3 separate regions of the Homo sapiens genome follow, and all the other regions are linked to region 3. Evidence: read pairs that join two places in POLR2A ChIA-PET (ENCODE). Cell type or tissue: IMR-90. All regions are shown on one strand.

What was found. ChIA-PET counts read pairs that join two places held together with the same protein. Peaks named below come from ENCODE experiments on the same cell type or tissue, not always from the same donor. Only the 100,000 strongest peaks of a DNase experiment are listed, where the experiment ranks them.
Region 1: POLR2A ChIA-PET joins it to region 3 with 5 read pairs; 4 of 35 experiments call an interaction of 5 or more read pairs at or near these places.
Region 2: POLR2A ChIA-PET joins it to region 3 with 12 read pairs; 1 of 35 experiments calls an interaction of 5 or more read pairs at or near these places.

Annotation. Positions count from the first base shown.
Region 1 is chr4:76,964,040-76,966,539 of GRCh38, forward strand. The region is part of intron 1 of SEPTIN11 (septin 11); the gene reads left to right. Among named protein-coding and RNA genes, the nearest start is that of SEPTIN11, 16 kb to the left of the region's middle. In IMR-90, no CTCF peak of the experiment used is centred here; no DNase peak of the experiment used is centred here.
Region 2 is chr4:76,563,444-76,565,943 of GRCh38, forward strand. All of the region lies in intron 2 of SHROOM3 (shroom family member 3), which reads left to right. Among named protein-coding and RNA genes, the nearest start is that of MIR4450, 8.9 kb to the right of the region's middle. In IMR-90, no CTCF peak of the experiment used is centred here; no DNase peak of the experiment used is centred here; H3K27ac peaks cover 359 bases.
Region 3 is chr4:76,751,992-76,754,491 of GRCh38, forward strand. It overlaps SHROOM3 (shroom family member 3), which reads left to right. Exons shown (of 11, transcript NM_020859.4): 7 at 2,320-2,500. The region is part of intron 1 of SHROOM3-AS1 (SHROOM3 antisense RNA 1); the gene reads right to left. Among named protein-coding and RNA genes, the nearest start is that of SHROOM3-AS1, 49 kb to the right of the region's middle. RefSeq lists a silencer at 1,925-2,219. In IMR-90, no CTCF peak of the experiment used is centred here; DNase peaks (open chromatin) are centred at 1,400 and 2,060; H3K27ac peaks cover 2,311 bases.

The sequences.
Region 1 (2,500 bases), 210 kb after region 3:
GAGAACATGTGGTGTTTGGTTTTTTGTCCTTGTGATAGTTTGCTGAGAATGATGGTTTCCAGCTTCATCCATGTCCCTACAAAGGACATGAACTCATCCTTTTTTATGGCTGCATAGTATTCCATGGTGTATATGTGCCACATTAAGAAAAACTTTTTTTAATTAACAAAAATTCCAAACATACACAAGAGTAGAGAAAATAGTATAATGAACCCTTCCGTCCCATCACCTAGCCCAGTCATCAATTCTTGGCCAATCATTTTTTTTTTTTTTTTTTTGCATCTCCCCCTCCCATTTAAATTCATAGCCAATCTTGTATTGTCTATTTACCATTCTCTTTAGCCTCCTCGCTCCCTTCTCTAACCTCTTCCCTCACCTCTCCCCAAATTATTTTGAAGCAAATAACAGGCACTGTCTGATCTCATTTTTGTTTTAAGAGCCAAGCTGTGACCTGGGGAAGGAGGGGCAGTGAAAGGGATCAAGGAGAGATACTCGAGGATCTTCAAACGTATCTGTGATTTAAAAAGAAAGGATGAAGTATATGGATGGTAAAAGTTATGGTTTAACAAAGATAGGTCATGAGTATTCAGATACGTGATACTCTGTATGCTTGAGCTATTTCATCACCATCATCATCATCAAAAAGCCAAGTTGGAACTCACGTGGAAGTTACTGTGCCAGGCCTCGCTTACCTGTGCTTATCTTGAACTTTGGGTTTATGCATAATTTAAAACACTTAAACATTATTTCTGTGCAATATTTATCATTGAGCTTTATTGAATACCAGCAGTGCTGTAGAGTCATGGGACCTTTAAAAGGTCAAAAGAAAGCTGAGGATCATTTTAGTCTAGTCTCCTCAGAAAGCTTAGCTCCTGAGAGAAGTAGCTTGATTTGAGCTCATATCAAGTGGCCCAGTGCTTCCTGTCATTTACCACACTTGCCAGAACGACTGATTCACTGAGTTAAAACTTGGCATTGCTAAGTCATTCTTACCTAGCTTTTAAAATGACAGATTCTTATGACCTCTTTGAGAGCAGAGATATGCCTAAGTCTGCTTGCTTGGCATTGTAGATACTCTTGTTAGAGAGAAATGTTTTCATCATTAATAGTATAAAAGAGTCATTTATCAGGCCACACATGGTGGCTCACACCTGTAATGCCAGCACTTTGGGAGGCCAAGGCAGGCGGATCACCTGAGGTCAGGAGTTCGAGACCAGCCTGGCCAACATGGTGAAACCCCATCTCTACTAAAAATACAAAAATTAGCCAGGCGTGGTGGCGTGCACCTGTAGTCCAGGCTACTTGGGAGGCTGAGGATGGAGAATCACTTGAACCTCGGAGGCAGAGGCTGCAGTGAGCTGAGATTGTGCCACTGCACTCCAGCCTGGGCAACAGAGCCAGACTCCATTTCAAAAAAAAAAAAAAAAGGAGTCATTTATCAAATTTTGTCTTTTGGGCTTAGAATTTATGCCTATTACTGGTGGTATAATATTATGTATTATTGCCTATATAATACATATTATATATAATTTATTATAGGAAATACTTATTTTAATATTTCTATTTCTAAAAGAAACTTGTGTATCAAGTACATTTTAGTCATATGAACAGACACATTGAAGGAAATAATGCTTGCACCAATGATATTTAAAAGTGCAGTTTTCCTCACAACATAAAGCAAGAATTGTTGCTATGCTTTTATAGTTTAATTTAGGAGCCAATAGTGATTTTCTCTCATGACAGAGTGCAGAATATGTATATTCTAAATTTGGAACCCTATACACGGTATCTTAGGATTTAAAGGGAATGGTTTTGTGATGGTAAAAGGATCTTGTATCATCGGAAATGCTCTCAGGGCTTGGCTCAGCTGTCTATTGATGTAAAAAGATAATGTGCTTTAGAAAAAGAGCTATATTGAAATTTTCACCAACTTTCTGATGGACAACTGCAAGCTTTCAGCTATAAGAGGCTGCCATTTCTTTTACATGGTTTTGTCTCCAGCAGAGTCTGCCCTTTGTGTTCCCTTAGGCTTTGTTAACTATGTTCCTGGGAGAGAAGGAAAGTCTGTGTTTCATCTCATCATCTGTGTTGCAGTTTAGTCCAGTTTGCTTTATTCCATGGTGAGTGGAGAGAGTAAGTAGTTGGATGGCGCCCTACATTTTAATGTTACCACAACTCAAGATTTATGCTAGTTTTGCAAAGAATTCTCTCATGAAATGAGTTTTATCTCCACTTGACAAGAGACAGTTGAATCCACAGTAGGGCTAAGAAGAAGATTTAGGAAGATATTTGGTCAAATTAGTTATCCTGTGCTTTTTATGCAGGATAGAGACAGGAAACTGTTAAGGCTTGTAAAATGACTATGACCTGATTAGGCAAATATAGCAACTATTTTCAGCAAAGAAGCCACAAGATGAGTATAGCTGACTTTTTTTTTTTTTAATGTATAAAGTTTGGAGATTTTCCAGTGATTTTCTAATAGACCAAATTTAAATCTAAC
Region 2 (2,500 bases), 190 kb before region 3:
ACCATGTTGAAGCTCATTGGTGGAAGGTTGAGCTCCAGGAGAGGAAGCTCGGATTGCAGGAAGGGGCTCTCTACGCAAGTGTATTTGCACCATCTGGTGTTTTTTTGTTCCAAGGACTGGTCAGGTTATATAGGCACATGTGACCCAGGCTGAGCAATTTGAAAACATAATGTTCTTTAGACAGCACAATATGCTGCCTCTGGGAAAGTTATGACATCAAAAGATAACTATCAAGTGGGCAGGCAGTGGGAGGTGAGGACAAACAGAAAAGGTGCAGTGACCTTTTTATAGGCAATTGCAAAACTGGTCTTGAAGCTCAAGGAACTCACCTCTGTGCATAAAAGTGTGGCTTCCTCTACCTCTCCTGGACACAGAAGACAAATGAGAAATATTTCTGTGCCATGGTAAGTTCCAAGAACTGACTTTCAAGACACAAAAAAAGGCCCGATGCTGTGCTCTGTGGTTAACTCCTGTATGAAGGGGCAGGAAGGCAGTGTGTCCCCACCACGTGCCACAGGAGGAAAGCACAGGAGCTGAAGTGGCAGCCAGCATGGCAGGCAGTACCACTCTATGGTTCTGTGTTAGGAGCGTCTCGTGTCTGAAATGTTACCTCTCACCTCCACATGTCTCCTGAAGAGCTGTGACCACCCTCCCATGCCCCGCTCTGCTCTCCCTTCATTACTTCACTCATCCTGGTCATCTGCTCTTTGAAGTTCTTAATTTGGGCAAAGGGCTGGCAGATGCCTGGGACATGAGTACAAATCCCAAACTGCACTTCCGTTTGCACCCAGGATGAGACTTCCCTAGAGGGGAGATCAGTATAACTGAGAACTGTGGTAACTTACCCTTCTAAACATTTTTTCCACTTGAGCAAGTGGTTGAGAGGAGAGGAAGGAGGCAGCTGCAGTGGCCTCTGACCCCCAGAAACTTTTCCAAGAGGCCTGGCATCATGGAAATTTGCTCAGTATGCTTTGAGGAGGTATTTCAATCCTGCTGGGACCATTCTCAGAGCAGTTTTCGGCTTCTTTGGACTTCTAGGCTTGAATGTCACTGTATAGAAGTATAGTATTTTATTTCCTAACCAGTTGTTCCTTCCCATGGAAAATTCATGTAACACATTATTAGGTTTCCTGAGAGGTATGCAATAAGACTCCCTTACTGTAATGAGGAAGGGGACATCTTTTTCCCCCGTAGCACATAATGATAACTGCTATTTTTATTCAATGGGTTACATATGCTTACTGGCTATGCACTAAACACTAGCTTCATACAAAGGAATGTTCTATTGTTCCTAGTGAAGGAGGTTTGATGATAAAAGACCACATTTCATTCTTGGGCTAGCACAGCTTTACTTCAGACAAATGTATTCCAGACAGGAGCCAACCTTCTATACCATTAAAGAATTAATGAATGCACCATTAAAGAATGGCACTCAAGGCTGGGTGCGGTGGCTCATGCCTGTAATCCCAGCACTTTGGGAGGCTGAGGCTGGCAGATTATGAGGTCAGGAGTTCGAGACCAGCCTGGCCAACATAGTGAAACCCCATCTCTACTAAAGATACAAAAAATTAGCCGGGTGTGGTGGTGGGTGCCTGTAATCCCAGCTATTAGGGAGGCTGAGGCAGGAGAATCGCTTGAACCCAGGAGGCGGAGGTTGCAGTGAGCTGAGATTGCACCATTGCACTCCAGCCTGGGTGACAGGGCGAGACTCCATTTCAAAAAAAAAAAAAAAAAAAAAAGAATGGCACTCAAATATCTGTCTGAGCCTTTAGGATATGAGGTCTGAGTTCTGAGATCAAATAAAAGTTATGGTGGAATCTTTCCCCCCAGTTTTAAATTTGGATGCATCAGCTAGGACAGGTAAGTTTGGATGAGTCCCATTTAGAAGATGAACCAAATATTTGGAACTCTGAATACTTGAATCAAAATGGCTTAAAGCTACTCCTTCTTAAATTGGGCTACACATTGGAATTACCAAGGGAGTTTTAAAACAGCAATAACAACAACAAACTAATTCCTGGCTCCTACCTCCAGAAATTCTAATTTATTTTATTTTACTTGTTTTTTGAGACAAGATCTTACTCTGTTGCCCAGGCTGGAGTGCAGTGGCATGAACACAGCCTTGACCTTCTGGGATCAAGTGATCCTCCTACTTCAGCCTCCGGAGTAGCTGGGACTACAGGTGCACACCACCACACCCAGATAATTTTTTTATTTTTTGTAGACAGAGTCTCGCTTTGTTGCCCAGACTGGTCTCAAATGATTCCCACCTTGGACCTCCCAGAGTATTGGGATTACAGGCGTGAACCTCCAAGTCCAGCCTCAGAGAGTCTAATTTAATAGATGTGGGGGTGTAGCCCTGTATTGGAAACTTTAAAAGCGCCTCAAGAAAAAGGCTGGGTGCAGTAATCCCTATAATCCCAGCACTTTGGAAGGCCGAGGCAGGAGGATCCCTTGAGTCCAGGTCTGCCTCCAGACCAGCCTGGGCAACATTGCAAGA
Region 3 (2,500 bases):
AGACCCATGTTCACACCCATGTTCATAGCAGCTGTATTTACTATTCACAATAGCCAAGAGGTGGAAACAACCCAAATGTCTACTCATGACAGATGATTGGATAAACAAAATGTGGTATAGCCATACAATGGAATATTACTCAGCCTTAAAAAGGAAATTCTGCCACATGCTTCAACATGACATTACGTGAAGTGAAATATAAGCCAGTCACAAAAAGACATACTGTATAATTTCACTTGTATGAAGTACTTAAAGTAGTCAAATTCACACAAAACACAAAATAGTGATTTCCAGGGGTTAGTAGGAGGGGGAAATGGGGAGTTATTATTTAGTGGGTACATAGTTTTAGGTTTGCAAGTTGTGAAAGTTCTGGAGATCTGTTTCACAACAGTGTGAACATATTAACACTACTGAACTTAAAAATGGTTAAGATGAAATTTTATGTTGTTTTTTCTAACCACAATTTTTTAAAAATGCTTTTTCTTTTTTTTTTTAAAGCAAAACAAAACAAAGGTGAGACTAATTGCTCTCAAAATCCATTCTTGAATAGTAGGATTCCTGGATACATATCAGCAGACTCTGGGTGACCCTCTCACACTCTATTATAAAAGGGACTTGAACAAAGTCTTTTTTTATCCCAAACTTCATTCCTAAAAACACAAAATAATCACCACGGAGAAGCATTCTCAACCAAGCTAAGCATTTACCACTGATATTATCTTCAAAAAGAAAATGCCACTTTAGTATAGTTTGTGTAAACTAAGGTCACACAAACTAAAAACATCATATAAAAGTCTATTGGGCTGGATCTTTAAAGGATAAGTGCTATATTATTGTATGTTTTAGTGATGTCTTCCCCTTTAGAAAAGCCTCAAGATATAATAAATAAAATAAAGGCATCTGAATTAGTCGTTAAAACATCAGATTTCAACTGACTCCACATCCTGTTAAAGGATGCTGGGTTTAAAAACAGTTTGTATGCTACAGTCTGGAGAGCAGCTGGGCAAAGGAGACGTCACTGTTCAACAGACATTTGCTGAGGGGGTACTTGGTGGCAGGTACTGGGGATGCCAGGATGGATGAGACAGAAGTGAAGAGCATCCCCAGCGGGAAGCCACCAGGAAGTGCAGAGTGGCTACACTTCTCTATGGAGAGGTTCCTGGTAAAGAAACCATGTCTGAATGAAAGGGACTGGTCATGGGAAGGGAGGGGTTGCATCAGAGAGAGAGGTGGGCCCTTTATTCCATCATCTGCATCTATGTATAATAAAGGAAAAATAAAGGCATGAGAAGAGCTAATTTGGTTCTTTGCCATCTTCTTCCACCACATGCTGCATTCTGTTTGCCTGGCACTTGGATGATCTTGTGGCAAGCCCTGTGTTATTGCTCTGATGTGGGACTGAGTCACCACTCCCTCAGAGGAGTCAGATCTGTGAGATGAAATGTGCCATCTGCACTCCAGATCCACTCACATAGCCAGTCAGGGAACTGCAGACAGGGAATGTACAAATCACGGTGGGTTTGCTGGAGAGCTTTTTATCCTCACATTAACTCTTGCATAGCAGGTAGTGCCACAGACTCTTTTTTCTGTTTTGTTTTGTGGATTTTTCTCCTTTAGAACACAATAACAAAAGTTTTGCGAATTGTTGGGTTTTTCCTCGGAGTCTAGCGTACAGTTGTTTAAATCACCATGTACTATATTTGCTTATTATTGCCAGCCTCTTTCTCCAGAGGTAACTGCTTATTAGCTCCTTAGGTGAGACTCTCCCCCTCCTTTTTATTTTTCATCAGATGAAATGAAAACACTAGGAGAGTAAGCAAAAGTTGTAAATAAAACCTTCAAATTCAGCAGCCCATGCAAATGCTTTCAAAACAGACCTCCCCCGTGGGGATCGCACTGGGAGAGAAGAAGGCAGCATTATTTTTCCCCAGAGCTGGGAGCTATTTCCTGAAGTAGTCCTAAAAGGGGCTGAAGAAATGTACTGTTTGTTTTTATAGCCTGAAGCCTGTCCTCAAAAGCTGCCTTATGTTGCATGGTGTGTACAGGATGTGGGGGCGGTGAGAGGGTTAATAAAAGAAAATGCCTTGTGAACCCAGTCATTCCATGTGACATTTTCCTGTAGGAATTTATGCCTGCCTAGTACTGGTTTAACTTGGGTCTTCCTGTGAGCAGCCAGGGAAGACAGTGTGCAGTTTCTGGGGGAAGGAAAAGAGGTCCTCCTTCCTCTTAAATGCTTTTCTCATCTATGTAAGGAGCATTGGGCTGCATGTTTGCCCCTTTCTTCAGAGCTGTAACCCTCCTGTCTGTGTGCCGTTCCAGGTCACTCAGTTGTTCAGAAAGAGGCCAAGAAGAGATGCTGCCGCTCTTCCACCATCTCACCCCTCGTTGGGGTGGTTCAGGCTGCAAAGCCATTGGTGATTCCTCCGTTCCTAGTGAATGTCCTGGAACCCTGGACCATCAGAGGCAAGCCAGTAGGACACCCTGCCCCAGGCCACCACTG